Linked DNA regions of Homo sapiens: region 1 is linked to region 2. Evidence: read pairs that join two places in POLR2A ChIA-PET (ENCODE). Cell type or tissue: Caco-2. All regions are shown on one strand. Links, peaks and the distances in the headings refer to the core of each region. The heading gives the core; the rest is flanking DNA.

The links. ChIA-PET counts read pairs that join two places held together with the same protein. Peaks named below come from ENCODE experiments on the same cell type or tissue, not always from the same donor. Only the 100,000 strongest peaks of a DNase experiment are listed, where the experiment ranks them.
Region 1: POLR2A ChIA-PET joins it to region 2 with 12 read pairs; 2 of 35 experiments call an interaction of 5 or more read pairs at or near these places.

The regions. Positions count from the first base shown.
Region 1 is chr4:162,201,721-162,210,215 of GRCh38, reverse strand. No RefSeq gene overlaps it. Among named protein-coding and RNA genes, the nearest start is that of FSTL5, 42 kb to the right of the region's middle. In Caco-2, for the core only: no CTCF peak of the experiment used is centred there; no DNase peak of the experiment used is centred there.
Region 2 is chr4:164,149,494-164,157,988 of GRCh38, reverse strand. The region is part of intron 1 of MARCHF1 (membrane associated ring-CH-type finger 1); the gene reads left to right. Among named protein-coding and RNA genes, the nearest start is that of MARCHF1, 230 kb to the left of the region's middle. In Caco-2, for the core only: no CTCF peak of the experiment used is centred there; a DNase peak (open chromatin) is centred at 5,108.

The sequences.
Region 1 (8,495 bases), core at 398-8,397, 1.9 Mb after region 2:
CAATCCTGGGAGCATGAATAGCTGAAATAAGGCCTTTATTATGTCAAATAAAATACCACCTCAGAAGGATCAATATGAGCAAAATACTCATTAGCAGGAACAAAATCCTAGTGTAAACAGCTTTAAATAAAACAGAAAGGGGCATCAAAAAACAAAGAAAGAAAAGTTCAATCACTGTCTTATATGGATCACTATGATTCAAATTTCTTCCTGATCAAAATGAGTAAATTCGTCTTTTTATTTTTTCTTCTCTTTGAAAAATATATTCACATAAGCAGTTAAGATATGCTTTGTTTTCCAAATCCTCTTCATTTCCCAGAGTCAGCAGTTCTTTGATTATAACTTCTTTTTTTCTAATAAATTTATTGAGATACCATTTACATATTAGAAAACGCACTCTTTTAAAGTGTACAATTCACAGAGCTGTGCAACCATCATCACCATCTAATTTTAGACATTTTCTTTACTCCAAAAAGAAACCTTGTACTTAAAAGCAGTCTCTGTCCATTTTTTCCTTCTCCTAACCACTGGCAACCACTAATCTATTTTGTCTCTATAAATTTGCCTAGTCTAGATTTACCATGTAATTGCACAATATGTGTTGTACATGGCTGTTTTCTTTCACTTATAACATTTTCTAGGTTCTTCCTCATTGTAAAGTGTATTAGTCCTTAATTTATTTTTATTGTCAAATATTATTCTATCATTCGTATATATCATATTTTGTTTAACCATTCATAAGCTACAAACATTTGGCTTATTCCACCTTTCAATTACTATAAATAATAAATATGCTGATTTGAACAATTGTGTCAAATTTTTTCCTGGGCATATGTTTTCAATTCTCTTGGTTATGTTCTTAGAGGCAGAATCTCTGGGTCATATGGCAATGCTTATTTAGCTTTTTGAGTAACTGACAATGTATTTTCCAAAGCGGTTGTGCACTTGACATTCTCATCAGCCATGCATGAGGATTCAAATTTTTCCACAGCAGCAACAGCACTTGTTGCCTAGTAAATTCATCCTAGTGTGTGTGAAGTGGTACCTCGTTGAAGTTTTGATTTACATTTCACTAATGACTAAATATATTGAGCATCTTTTCATGTGCTTAAAGATTACTTGTATATCTACTTTGGAGGAAAGTCTATTTAAACCTTTTGCCCATGTTTGAATTGGCTTGTTTGAATTTGCCCATGTTTGAATTGGGGCTGGGTATGGTGGCTCATGTCTCCAGGACAATATTGTCACCACCAGGACAACATTGAATAGAAATGATGAAAGCAGATATCTTTGTATGATTCCTTACTTTAATAGTAATGCATTCAATCTTTCATATTAAGTAAGATGTTATCGTTTTATAGATTACAATTATCAGGTTGAAGAAGCTCCCTTACATTCCTAGTTTACTGAGTGTTTCTATCATAAAAAGGGTGTTGAATTTTACCAAATGATTGTTTATGACTCTATTGAGATGACCATGTTGTGTTTGCCTTTTGTTCTATTCGTATGATGTATTACCTTGATTGAACTTTTATACATTAAACCTGTTGCATTACTGGGATAAATCCTTTTTGGTCACGTTATATAATCCTTTTTTATAATCCTTTTATATTATGCAATCCAGTTCATTAGTATTTGGTTGTGGATGCTTGTGTCTATATTTATATTGCCTACTTGTTTTTAGTTGTTGTTTGTATTTCTTGTGAAGTCTTTTTCCAGTGTAAGGATTCAGGTGAAATTGGTGTCATGGAATGAGTTGGAAAGTATTCCCTTCTGTTGTATTTCTCTGTTTTTGTGCATGAGTTTGTTAAGGATTTATATTAGTCTTTAAACATTTGGTAGAAGTCACCAGTGAAGTCATCTGTGCCTGAACTTTTATTTGTGAGAAGTTTTATTTTTTCAATTAATGTACTCTCTTTGCTTGTAGTTGCATTCAGATTCTTTATCTCTTCTTGAATCAGTTTTGGAGTGTGTCTTTCTAGGAATTTGTTTCGTTTGTCTAGGTTATTTACTATACTGGCATACAATTGTTTATAGCCTTATCTTATTTATAATCCCTTTAATTTCAGTAAAGTCAACAGTGATGTCCTCTCTTTCATTCTTGGTTTTAATAATTTAAGTCTTCTTTCTTTTCTTGGTTAGTTCAGCTAAAAGTTGGCTATTTTTTTTCTGTTCAAAACACAAACTTTGAGTTTTGTCAGTTGTCTTTATTATTTTTCTTTGCTCTGTTTCATTTTTTAACTTACTTCCTTCATTCTTCTTGTTTTGAGTTTAGTGTACTCCTCCTTTTCTAGTTTCTTAAGGTTGGTTGTTACAGCTGTAAATTCCTTTATAACCCCTGCCTTAACTGCAGCCTATAGGTATATCATGTTGTACTTTTCACTCATAAAAGTATTTCATAATATCCTTTGTAATTTTTAAAAAATCTATTGATTAAATAGGAGTGTCATATCATTTCCATAGATTTTAAGTTTCCAAAATTTACTTCTATTACTGATTTTAATTTAATTCAATTATGGTCAGAAAATAACCTTTCTGTGATTTAACACTTTCCATTTAATATGGCTTTTTAAATGCCTAACAATCTAGTCTTTCTCTGAGAATGTTTCATGTGTATTGGGGAACAATTTGTATTCTGCTGCTTCTAGGTTAATTATTCCATAGATTTCTGTTAAATCTAGTTTTTTTATAAAGTTCCTTACGTTTTCTATTTGCTTGTTATATTTCTGTCCAGTTGTTCTATCCATTATTGAAGGTGAGGTGCTATGGTTTGAATTTGTCCCCATCAAAACTCACTTTGAAACTTGATTTCCAATATGGTGCTGTTGGGGTTATAGGCCAAGTGGGAGGTATTTTGGTCATAAGAGCAGCTCTCACAAAAATGGCTTGATGCTGTTCTCACAAGAATGAGTGAGTTCTTGCTCTGGTGAGACTGGATTAGTTCTTACAGGAAAGGATTAGTTCCCATGAGAGTGGATTGTTCTAAAGTGAGGATGCTCCTCAGGGTTTGCCCTTCACATGTGTCTGCTTCCTCTTTGACATTCTCCACCATGTTATGAAGCAGCACGAAAGCCCTTGCTAAAGCTAGGGCCATGACCTTGAACTTCCCAGCCTGTAGAACACTAAGCTAAATATTCAAAGTATTTAGAATACTCTGTAGGTTTCTAAACTTCTTTTCTTTGTAAATTACCCAGCCACATGTATTCTATTATAGCAACACAAAATGGACTAAGACATGAGGTATCTAAGTATCTATTATTACTAAATCATGTATTTCTCTCTTCAAAAAAGATTAAAGCTGAAATGACAAGATACTTCATAATGAATCAGAAAAATAAGCAATCATTGATATTGAAATATTACTATACTTCTTTTGTAGGACCAAGCAACTCTTTTCAGAAGATTTTCTGTATGCATTTTAAAAAGTAATTCTCTAAATAACATTTGATACACTTTGTCATTTTAACCCCATATTCATCAGTTTAACAATACTCTGATCATATAAATGTATAGCTGTTTTGGCCTAAACCTCATTTATAAAAATTACATATCTATTTTTAATAGGGCTATTATAAAAGCATGCTATCTAACTAAGAAAACAAACAAAACCCCCAAAACATGTAACCATGTTTTTTATTCATTTAAAAATATATTTGTAATATTTGCTAGAACTTAATAATCACTCAACAGTCATTTTTCTTTCCCAAAACAGCAACATGTTTTTGATTCTCACAGAAGTAATTCTAAACTTTCAACTCGATTTTGAAATCCTTACATTTATAACAATGTCAATTGTTCTCATGTCCTTTTTAAGAAGTTGTATTATGTTTGCCTGTCATAATTTTTCTTCTACCACTCCATATTGCCTCAAAATAACGAACATGCATTAAATGATAAATATCACTTGCAACTTCTTTTTAAGAATACTACAGTATGATTTTGGAAGTCTGCAGGCTTGATCTAATTTAGGAGAATTGATTCTCTTTTACAACCCCTTTAAAATTGTCAACTTCAGGTCCTACTAATGTATATTAATTCTACATTTTTTGAATCTTCATATCATTCATTATAATTGAGAATATGGTCACAGAATTGGGGTTGAGAAGTAGAAATACTAGAGTAAATACGTAGTGAGAATATTGAAAATCTTGTTCCTTAGACTTTTTCATCTGGACAAATTGGTGGAAATATTTTCAATGACAAATTTCAGAAAAAAAGATGAATAGCTTCACTATTCTACAAAGAAATAGAGTCAAATAAAAAAAAATCTTGCCAAACATTGAGGTCATCACCTTTTTAACTCTTCATGGTTTTAACAAGGCATAAAACTATGAGAATCACACTTAGATTTAAAATAACTAAAAAACATTTGTTTCCACATTAATTTTTAGAGTAGAATTTGCTTAGTTCACAATCAAAAGAACAAATCTATTTTATGATATCTGTTGCATCTATAAAAATAGCTGCATCACTGTTTGGTTGATGCTTTTGATAGATAGGATTTTGTGTTGAAAAATTATTATTATCATACTTGAGAAGCTTGTCCTGAAAGCTGTTTAGCAGAATTCTCCAAATAGAAATGGTATTATTTTTTAAAGAATTACATTAAATGTTTATTTGTCTCGAGTGGCTTACTTATTATCCAGAAAGAAACACCTTATACAGAATACTTTAATAATGGTCAGCGATATTTTATTTATTTACCTTTGACCTATTAATCCCACTTCTGGCAATATATATTGAAGATATGCCTCTAAAATTACAAAAATGAAGATGAACATGATTATTCTTTGGCATACTGTTTGGAATTGCAAAATATGGGAAACATTCTAAATGCCCATTCATAGGAAAATGGTTGTGTAAACTATGCAACTTTTACACAATGGAGTATTATGCAGCTGTAAAACGGAAAGAGGAAGATTTCTGTGAACTGATATCCAGTGATTTCTAGGATACATGATACACTGTTAAGTGAAAAAGAGCAGATCACAAGAAAAATCTATAATCTATTACTCTCCATGTAAGAAAAAAAAAGGATGTGCTGCCATAACCCAAATGTCCAACAATGATAGACTGGATTAAGAAAATGTGGCACATATACCCCATGGAATACTATGCAGCCATAAAAAATGATGAGTTCATGTCCTTTGTAGGGACATGGATGAAATTGGAAATCATCATTCTCAGTAAACTATCGCAAGGACAAAAAACTAAACACCACATGTTCTCACTCATAGGTGGGAATTGAACAATGAGAACACATGGACACAGGAAGGGGAACATCACACTCTGGGGATTGTTGTGGAGTGGGGGGATGGGGGAGGGATAGCATTAGGAGACATACCTAATGCTAAATGATGAGTTAATGGGTGCAGCACACCAGCATGGCACATGTATACATATGTAACTAACCTGCACATTGTGCACATGTACCCTAAAACTTAAAGTATAATAATAATAAAATAAAAAAAAGAAAAAAGAAAAAAAAAGGATGTGAAGAAAACACGTCCATGAACAGTTAGGTGGTTTCCACAGCTTGGATATTGTGAATAATTCTGCAATAAACATGGGACTACATATATCTCTTCAAGATCCTGATTTCTATTTTTTTGATATAAAACCAAGTGTGAAATTGTTTGATCATATGGTAATTCTATTTTTAATTTTTTTTAAAAAATACTGTTTTCCATAGCAAATGCACCATTTTACATTCTCACCAGCAATGTATAAAGGTTCCAATTCCTCCACAGCCTTGCTAAAACTTATCTTTTTAGATTATGCAAATTAAAAGATGTGAAGCAATATCTCACTTGTAGATTTAATTTGCTTTTCCCTCATAATTAGTGATGCTGAGCATTTTTTCATGTACCTATTGGCCATTGGTATGCCTTTTACAGAAATGTCTATTCAAGTCCTTTGCCCATTAATCAGTTATTTGGATTTTTATGCTATTGACTTATAGGACTTCCTTATGTATTTTGGATATTAACCCTTTATCAAATATATTGTTTGTAAATATTTTCTACCATTCCATAGCTTGCCTTTTCACCTGTTGATTATTTCTGTTGCTGTGCAGAAGCTGTTTAGTTTGATGTAGTCCCACTTTCTAATATTGCATTTATTACCTGTGCTTTTGGTGTCATGTCCAAGAAATGATTTCACAGTTGACAGGATATAGGAGCAACCTAAATGTCTGACAGATGAATGAATAAAGAAAATGTAGTATAAACAATTCTGCCATATGTGATAACATGGATGAACTTGGAGGATATTAGGCTAAGTGAGATAAGGCAGTGTAGAAACAGTGAGTGGAGTAGTCATTTCCAGGATCCCTTTGGGGGGCGGTAGCAGACTCAGGCATGGCGGGCTGCAGGTCCCAAGCCCTGCCCCGCGGCGGGGCAGCTGAGGCCCGGCGAGAAGTCGAGTGCAGCGCCGGTGGGCCAGCACTGCTGGGGGACCCGGCACACCCTCAGCAGCTGCTGGCCCGGGTGCCAAGACCCTCAATGCCCAGGGCCGGCAGCGCCGGCCGGCCGCTCCCAGTGCGGGGCCCGCCAAGCCACGCCCACCCGGAACTCTAGCTGGCCCGCAAGCGCCGCGCGCCACCCCGGTTCCCGCCAGTGCTTCTTCCTCCACACCTCCCTGCAAGCTGAGGGAGCCGGCTCCCGCCTTGGCCAGCCCAGAAAGGGGCTCCCACAGTGCAGCGGCGGGCTGAAGGGCTCCTTAAGCACAGCCAGAGTGGGCACCGAGGCCGAGGAGGCACCGAGAGCGAGCGAGGACTTCGAGGGCTGCCAGTACGCTGTCACCTGTCAACATCACTAGTAACAACAGGTACTGACACCTTAACCCTCCACATTATGATGCACAGAGGTGGTACAATATACTTTTCATGGCATTCCTATAAAAATGCATAACCTTCAATGAATCGTGAAAAAGTGTCAGATAAACCCAAATCAAGGAATGTCCATTACCTGAACAAAAGCTTTGAAGTATGAAAGACAAGAAAAGACTGGGGGATGCTGTGGACTGCAAGAGGTAGTCTATAAGGAATGTGGGATCCTTAGAGAATCCTGCAACAGAAAAAAAAAAAGCAGTGAAAAAAATGGTGAAATTTAAATCATGCTTTTGTTGGAAAATTAGCATCATTTTAATTCCCAGGTTCAGATCATTGTACTACAGTTACTTTAGATGTGAATGCTAGGGTTAGGTCAGTAAAAGGGTACATGAAAATTCTGCATGATTTTCCCAGTCTTCTGTAAGTCTAAAGTTAATTCATTCAAAATGTAAACCTAAAAAAAAATCATTAAACTAAATGACACAGCTAAGCCATTGGTAAAATAATGGAAGTCTGTGGTGGCTGGAAAGGAGTCAAAACAAATCTAGGGAGAAAACTGCCATTTGCCATGGGTATTTGTTGCTGTCTCCAGGTGGCCTAAAGCCATGCTTTAATAAGGTTTTACTTAAAAGGCACAAAATAGCCAGGTAAACTTTCAAAACAGAGGACAGATCAGATATTATATAATTAATAAAGGTCTACACCTGAAATGAGAACACTAGATAATTTTCCACAGTGCATAGGAAAATGGTGATACTTGCCTGTCTCTCTTTTGTTTTGGGGTGGATGGAAAAACGAAACAAAACAAAGAAAAAAAACAGAAAAAAGGAAAAAAAAAGATTTCTTATTTCATGGCCACTGTCCTACTAACAGAGAAATAACGAGGCAGACATTTAAAATGGTCTCAGGTTGACATTATCCAAAGTTTATGGTACAACCAAATATTTAAGAAAAATAAGTCTGAAAGATTTATTACAGATAAATGTATAGAGATCACACCAAACAAAACAAAATGAAGCAAAACTCACAGATGGACTTGGAAATGAACATTCTTTAATGAAAGCCAGCCAATACACAAGTAGAATATATCTTAAAATGTATATGTATATTTAATATGTTTAAAGACCGGAAAGATAGTATGAAAAGTATTATGAAGGAGGAAATAGATATCAAAAATGACAAGAGAATTTTAAAAATAACCAAATCTAACTATATTAAATTGTAGTAGGAATGAAAATGATTACTTGAAATTGGAAACCCAACAGACTAGATAAACAGGAAGAGAAAATTAGTGAGCTGGTAGAAATTGCACAGGAGGAAGGTGATGTAATTTATGCATGTTAAAAAATAAACATTTAAGTCAAAGCCACCAAAAATTTTTCACAGTATATGAAAAATAATGCTTAAGAAACTCCAGTGTAGCTGTCATATGCGGTTGTATTGGAGGGCAAAAATAGCAGATGAAGTCCTACTTCTTGTGGTCTACCACAATAATGCAAACGGGAGGTAATGAAGGCATGCATTAGTGTAGTGACCATGGAGATGGGATGAATGAAAAGAATGCAAAGCCATTTTGAAAAAGACACATTAGTACATGATGGTTTTTTGATAAGGTTTTCAGCATTTCCTTCAGATTAATCATCTGTATTAATGAAAGTAGAAA
Region 2 (8,495 bases), core at 335-8,334:
TCTCAAGAATCATCAAAAATGGCATTGGAAAACCATCGCTGGAATTGCCATTGGAGTTGCTGTTGTTGCAGTTGTTTTTTCATGTGTATTTTGGGTTGACTTGTAATCCCTCCCTCACAAAAGAAAAATATATGTTGTAATCATAACTCCAAGTACCTCAGAATGTGTCCCTATTTGGAACTTTGTAATTAGTTAAGATGAGGTCATAGTGGAATAGAGTGGGCTCCTAATCCAGTATACTGGTGTCTTTTTGAGAAGATGATCATGGGAACACACAAACACACACAAGGAGAGCACCACACCGGGATGAAGGCAGAGACTGGACTTGCACAGATCCAAGTCAAGAATTACCCAGATGCTAGACAGAGACAAAGTAGGACTCCCCTACAGGTTTCAGAGCGAGCGTGGCCCTGCTGACATCTTGATTTCAAGCTTCCAGAACTGCAAAACAGCATGTTTCTGTTGTTCTAATCTACTCAGTTTGTGGTGTTTTGTTATTGTAGCCCTAGGAAACTAATACAATATGCAAAGTAATAAACAAGATGTAAGGAACAGTTTTTGAACACAGAGCAATATGCATTATTTTCACAAACTGTGAAGCCTCCTTTTATTTTTTAAGGAAAAATATTTTGTTTAATCGTGAATAATGTTATGCTCAGAAGTTGTCTTGTAAAGATGTTAATATAGTTATCTTAACATCAGTTTAAAGAACTATACTTTCCAATGTGCTAATTTTAGGTTTATTGAAACTATAAGTATGAATTATATATATTAATATAAGAGAACATGTTAATATATACCATAATATCTTTTAATATTGTAAATATTTAAATTTATAAATTATAGTTCTTAAGATTTTCCATCTATGGAGAAATAAATACATTTAAATGTGCATATATATCAGAGATACAAAAAGCAATTTATAAGAGTGAGAGAAGTAGCAAAGTTAGAGGAAAAATACTTAAACTGAAGTTCAAATATAATTGATGTCTAGTCTTAGCATCATTGTTTAGGTGCAGAATGTAATCAAGTTCTTTAACGCATGAACAAATCTCAATTATTTCATTTGAAAAAACTAGTATGGGGTGAGATGCTTTGAAGATCAAATGAGAAGCATGTCTCCAGCTGGTGGAGTTTTTGCATATCATAGGTACTCAAAATGGGCCTATAAACAGATACATGGGCATAGTCTGGAGGATTCCTGAATTAGGATGGGATATATGTGACATTATTCATCTCCTATAAAATGACAAGAATTAAGGGCGGGCATGGTGACTAACGCCTGTAATCCCAGCACTTTGGGAGCCTGTAATCCAAGGTGAGTGGATTGCTTGAGCTCAGGAGTTTGAGACCGACCTGGGCAACATGGTGAAACTCCTTCTCTAAAAAATACAAAAATTAGCCAGATGTGGTGGTGTGTGCCTGTAGTCCCAGCTACACAGGAGGCTGAGATAGGAGGATGGCTTGAGCCCAGAAGGCAGAGGTTGCAGTGAGCAGAGATGGTGCCACTGCACTCCAGCCTGAGCAACAGAGTGAGACCCTGTCTCCAAAAATAAAAATTAAAAAAACACAAGAATTTGAGTTTTCTCTTCCCCATTTCTCTATGGACTCCATTCCTCCCCCATTTTCCTACTGAAGTCAGAGTTAATTTTGTTTAATTAATTAAATACTAGTTTGGGACTATATACTAGACATTTTTAAATGAACAATGAATATCTAAGACAAACATGCTGTCACTGTCTTCAAAAACTTCAATAGTTTTGTGCGAGAAAAATTTTTTGGAGTTCTTGTTAAAAATGTAGAACTGGGGGCCTCACCTCTAAAAGTTAAGTTCAGTAGGATTACAATTGAACCCAGATTTCCCATTTCAACAAGAGCCCTAGGTAATTCTGGAGTAAATAGTCTATAAACCATCTTTGAAGAAACCTCTGGTTTTAATGACCTAAAGCTGATTGAAACAGTCCATTAAGTCTTTTGATAGTTTTTCATTACAGAAGTAGATACTTCCCCCGAAAATTATGATTTATTACCACTAATATATGCTACTTTGTATCACAACTGAAAGATGAAAATCATTTTGAGGGAGAAAGTAAGATGAGGAGAAACAGAGGGGAGCTCTTAGTATCTTGTGGATACTAAGATTTGCTTTACACAAAAATCTCTTTAAAAATTTATTGCATCAATTTAAGGGGTACAAGTTCAGTTTTGTTACATGAATACATTGTATAGTGGTGAAGTCTGTAACCACCACCTGAATAGTGTATTATTAATGGGTATTATACCCATTAAGTAATTTCTCATCCCTTCCCCCCACCAAGTCTCCACATCTATTATTCCATCCTCTATGTCAATGTATACATTATTTAGCTCCCACTTGTAAGTGAGAACATGTGGTATTCGACTTGCTTTGAAAAAAATCTTTTAATAGAAATTCCTAAATCCATAGCCCTAACAAGAACTGTTAAGTGTGTAGAGAACCAAGACTAGAGAACATATATTTTGCTGCATCAAAATCTTTCTTTGAACTCAGGAAATTAAATCACATTATTAGCTCTTCAGTAAAGTTAGTGGAATTTTAATAAATTACTGGTATTCTTGAAATGTTGAGTAATGCTAACTATATGAAAAATTAAAAATGCATTTCTTTTTTTTTTGAAAGTTTAGTTTGATAAATTATAACGAACAGGTAAGAGATTTCCAATTGATATGGACAGGAGACAGGGAAATACTAGGTAGAAGAGAGTGGTTCCCTGGCAAAGGCCCCACCCTTAAGCCTGGATACCCACAGACCCAAGTAAGAACAGGCATTTCTATTTTCGCAGCCAAAAAGTTGCCTTTTGGCCCACCATGCCCCCTATCTTATGCCCATATAAATCCCAAACCCCAGGCTCCAGAAGCAGATGAGGAGACGAACAGACAAACAACAGAATGGTGTGGCAGAGAGGATGAGAAGAAAAGGAATGTTAGGAGGAGTTTGGCTGGGGACAGTCGGAGAATTAGCTGCTGGATGGCCAAACTCCAGGGGAAGATCATTTTCCCACTCCATTCCCTGTCCAGCTCCCCATCCAGCCTGCTGAGAGCCACCTCCACCACTCAATAAAACCCCCATATTCATCCTTCAAGTCCGTGTGTGACCTGAGTCTTCTGGGATGCTGGACAAGATCTTGGGATACAGAAAGCTGGCACAATCGTCCCCTGCCCTTGCAAAAAGGCAGAGGGTCCACTGAGCTGGTTAACCCTTAAGCCATCCATGGATGGCAAGGCTAAAAGAGTGCACTGTAACACACACCCACTTGGGCTTTGGGAGTCTCAGACTCCTACCCTTAGATGCTGCTGTGGGGCCAGAGCCCAAAAGAGCTCCCCTCATTTCCTGCACCTGCCCATCTGCGTGCTTCCCGTCCCGTAAGGGGTTTGAGCTTGTGGTGGCTGAACAGAGAGCCACACCCCTGTTGCATGTTCTGCAAGTGGGGGTCAGGGAACTCTCCTGTTTCACAATGAGTACAGCAAAATATGATGAAGTTGGAAAAGACCCAGGCTCAGAGTTTGGGTCATGAAGTTAATCACATGATGTCACTAATTACTTGAATTACTTGAATCAAAACCCTTAACATATCTGTAAACCAGTTTCCTCATCTATAACGTGTGGATAGAGGCTAAATGATTTTTAGACTTTGTTCCATTTCTAAAAGATCTAATTCTACCTTAGGTATTTTCAAGGCATCCATCCCAAATTTTACAGCATGACTAGAAACTTTTTCTTTTTCTTTTAAATGGCCTAATGGCAAATGGCAAGATATTTTTTACATTTAAATAGCTAGCTATGAAGCCTATTATTGCTAATATTTACTTCATAAAACACACAGAAGTACATGTAAACAATTTTATTGTCTTTTGAAAGAATATTTGTTTAAAAATATTTCACATATATAACCCAAAATATGTGCAATGTACCCAGTTTACATTTAGGCTAGCTCTTGAGTGGCAGAAAAGACAATATAGAACAGGTTAATAGAGCAATGACACTTCTCTGGCTGTTTATAGTTTAGAAAGCTATTTCTGAATCTGTCATTAACAGTAAACTTAAGACTTCAAAGAAAAGTCATTAATATTTTAGTGTATCATACTTTGTATACATTGTTATATATGTATATATCATACATGTTGTTTTTTATGACTTTTGTTAATAGCATATTTGTTTTAAAAGCATAAATTTAGATTTAAAAAATCAAATTATATTTTAAATGCACAAGAAGAGATAGCTTTTTAATCTGTGATGAATTTTTCTTTTCAATTTTTAGTTTTGGTTGTTTGTATGATGTATAAAATCAGCATATTTTGTCTATGGAGAATGCTTTTGCATAAAAGTGTCATTTATTCATAAATGCTAATTTGTAAAAAGTTAATCCATTTTTAATCAAAGTTGGCCAAATTGCTTTTCCCATGTGGGTGGACTTTCTTTATTAAATTATTAAATTATTATTATATTCTTATACAGGTGCTATTGTGTGAGTGACAGTCTGGCTAATTTTCAATATTTCAAACTTAATTTAACAACTTGTGTTTATATATTTTGATTTTATTTCAATGGTTATTTTTCCACTGGATGGGTACTTGAGTTTGAGTTATTCCTTCTATAAGATGTGTTACAAAGTTTTCTTGTTTAAAAGGGTAGGGATGGTTTTTAAGTCGATAAAAAGAGAATAGGTGTAATAAAAATTAACAGAATTGTAAAATCTAAGGTAGTGTAAGTGACTGCTTTAGTGGTTGATGGTTAGTGAAGATTTGTGTGTTTCTGTTTGTGTGCATTAGTATATGCAATCTAATCATTATTTTCACCTAAAATGCCAGTTTATATATATATATTCTCTGTTGATGAAAAGAGTCAATCTCTATAAAATATTTGAAAAGATTTATTCTGCACTAAATATGAGTGATCATGGCTCATGACACAGCTTTCGGGAGGTTCTGAGAACATGTGCCCAAAGTGTAGGGTACAGCTTGATTTTATATATTTTAGGAAGGCAAGAGACATCAATAAAATACTATTAAGAAATCCATTGGTTTGGTTTGGGAAGGCGGAACGACTCAAACTGGGGTGGGTGGGGGGTGGACTTCCAGGCTATAGGTAAATTTAAACATTTTCTGGTTGACAATTGGTTGAGTTTGTCTAAAGGCCTAGGATTGATAGAAAGGAATGTTCAGGGTAAACATAAAGGATTGTGGAGACCAAGTTTCATTGTGCAGATAAGCTTTTAGATAGCAGACTTTAGAGAAGAGCAGGTTGTAAATTGTTTTTTATCGAACTTGAAAGGGTGCCTGGCTCTTAGTTGATTGTCTCCTGGATCTGGGAAGGAAAGAAGGAAAACAAAGGGGGAAGGGGATTCTCTATAGAATATGGACTTTTCCCCCAAGAGACTTTGCAGGGCAATTTCAAGGTATGTCAAGGAAATGTATTTTGGGGTTAAATATTTTTTTCCTTGTTTCATAATGTTATGCCAGAGTCAGATTGAAAAGTATGTCACAATATATAGGATCAAATAAAACCCATCTGATGAGAATTCCTGGTTTATAGAGCATGACTCCCTAGACCCCTTAGGTAGGAATTTGGGTAAGATAAAAAATCGGAGCTTAGTCCTCATTTCTAATTATCTGGAAATATGGGACAGCAGAAAGTAAGAAATGATGAAATACAATATATATTTTAAAAATTCAGAATAATTATGATACCATCTTAGCTAAAGTAATCTCCTCTACATCACTCTGGTTCCCATGGTTTGATTTCACTTACACCAAGTATCACCACCTGAAATCACAATCCTTTATGTATGTATATATGTAGGTACATGTTTATTTGTTTATTTTCTATCGTCCCCCATTTCCATTAGAACATAAACATTTCATAAGGGCAAGGATTTTATCATTCTTATTCATATTGCAACTGCAGGACTCAGAATAATGCTTGGCAAACAGTAGGCACTAAATATATAGAATAAATGAGTGTATAGATATGGTTAGAATTATAGAAGCTAACAACAGCTGCCCAACCAAGAAATTCTTGGTAAGATTGTGAAGGGCAAAGGTCAATAAAAACTGAATAATTGGAAAGGTCAAGAAAGCTGCAGTTCTATAAACACATGAAGTAGAAGCTTAAGGTGGTTAGAGGCTAGGGAATTAGGACGTTGGCCAATATATTTTTTTGGGGGGGGCGTGGGCTGAGTTAGAAAGAAATACTTTTAATTTTATTTTACTATTTTAAATAAAATCATAACATGAAATAACCTGAAAAGCATTTAGGCTAGCAGTCAGTGCCTTCTTTGCATGTAGTGGCTCCAGTGGAATAGGAGAGGCTTGGTTGAGCCCTTGGGGAAGATGATGGAGCTGTTTTCAGAGTCAAATCCTGTGAGCATAGCAAGCTCAGAAATGGAGATAAAGAATATGCCCAATTCTGAGCACAATTTCTTTAGTCTGAGACAAGTACAACATAGGAAGTATTGCTCCAGGCAAAGGACTATTGTTTGTAACATTAAAAAGCACCTCTATTTTCAATCTTTCAGTTTACAAAATTTCATAGATAAGAATAAAGTTCTGTCTGAGAACAAAGGATATCACCCCTGTCACCACTCAACTGATGGCACTGGTGGTAGTTTCCGTAATTTTGAACTTAATGAACAAATGGACTTGCAACCAATCTTTCAAAATTCAAATAGAGGAGCTTCTGTAATGTTTTTTCTCCTTAGAACTGTCTTAGCTCTCCTATTCATCACTGTCTTCGTTTCTATTGCTGTTACTACAAATTATTGCATACATTGTCTTAAAACAATTCACATTTATTTTCTTAGAGTTCTGGAGCCCAAAGTGGATCTCCTTGGGCTCAAATCAAATGTCAGCATCATGTTCTTTCTGGAGGCTCTAGGAAGAATCTATCTCCTTTCCTTTTCCAGTTTTGAAAGGTCCTTGACTGTGATTTTCTTTCATCTTCCAAGCCAGCAATGGCCAGTCGAGACTTTCTCACATCACAGCACTCCACCACTGACACTTTTGCCCTCCTATTCCCATTCAAGGACACTTGTGATTACTTTGGGCCCACTCAGATGGTCCAGGATACCAGCTGATTAACAACCATAATTCTATTTGCTACCCTAATTCTCCTTTGCTATGTAACATATTTCTAGATTCTGGACATTAGTACGTGAACATCTTTCGGAGACAATTATTTGTCTACAGATATATTTTCTTTATGAAAATGTGTGGTTTTAATAAATAAATGTATTTCAAGAAATGAACTATTCTATTTTCATGTCTTGTTGAAATGGTCCAAGTCTAGAGTAGAAGAGAATCGACACTTTGTTTACTCCTGGTCAGTTTATTCCTCAAAAAGAACCAAGGTCAAGGTATACCCAGAGCAGAGCCAAGCTTAAACAGGACCAAGCTCAAGACCACCAGAGTAGGGCAAGGTCAGAACAATCACAGCTGAAATTTATTTTTTCCAATTAGACTTTGCTGCTTTTTTAAAGAATACCTGTTCTCCATGAGAGGAAACCAATGACGTTGCTTGTTATATGTAACGACCTATTTGCAGACACACAAGTCTCAAAGAGGGGTTTATATGCAGTGACTTTTGGTACAATCCCTGTGGTTAGTGGAAGCATTTATACCCTGGGAAAGACTTGAAATTAGTGCTTTACTTTTGCAAAGCACACAACACTTGAGCACTCCCAAAGTTTTTAAAAATAAAGTTTGTAACAAATTACTTGAAATTCATTATTATCTCTCCAGGTAAACTCTAAGAATAAAATTTATGTATTTGACCTCTGTGACAGATTCTAAATAGGAATTAATCTCTGTAATTAACTTGTAATGGAATCACTTTCTAATTGTGTGCACATAAAACCTAACAGTTGCTTATTTTATGCTGTTTTTGGCAGTAACTGTTCCATCACATCGTTTTATGAGACAATAATATAGTGTCTAAATAGAAACACTCAGAGCACAAATAATTTATCCTATTGAGTAACAAAGAGATTTTCATCAGTAAATCAGGAAATCAGATTACTTTTCATGTGGGCCAGCCCTGAATGAGACACTAATGGCTGCAATAAATGTCATGATTAATGACGTTTGAATGTCAGAAGTTTGAAAATTCAACATAAATTTATGAAATATCCAGACATTCACAAGTTAATCCACACCTCAAACCATTTAAATTTCTTTACATCATTCATCCAAAATGTATGCTCTAGAATCTTCTCATTTATCTCACTTTAAGTATATCCAAAACTGTGTGGATTCATGGTATTCTTGACCAAAACCAGGAATTTTTACTACTGACCCGAATCTAAAAATGGCTGTTTTTACTGAAGGAGTCCTTGAAGCTGTTGCTAAGGAACCAGCTTTGGAAAACAAAGACAACGTTTAATAAAAAATGTATTGATTAAAAAGAAGAAAAGCTCTGAAAAGCAGTCATTTCTCGAGAAAGCCGATATGTTATGATAAAC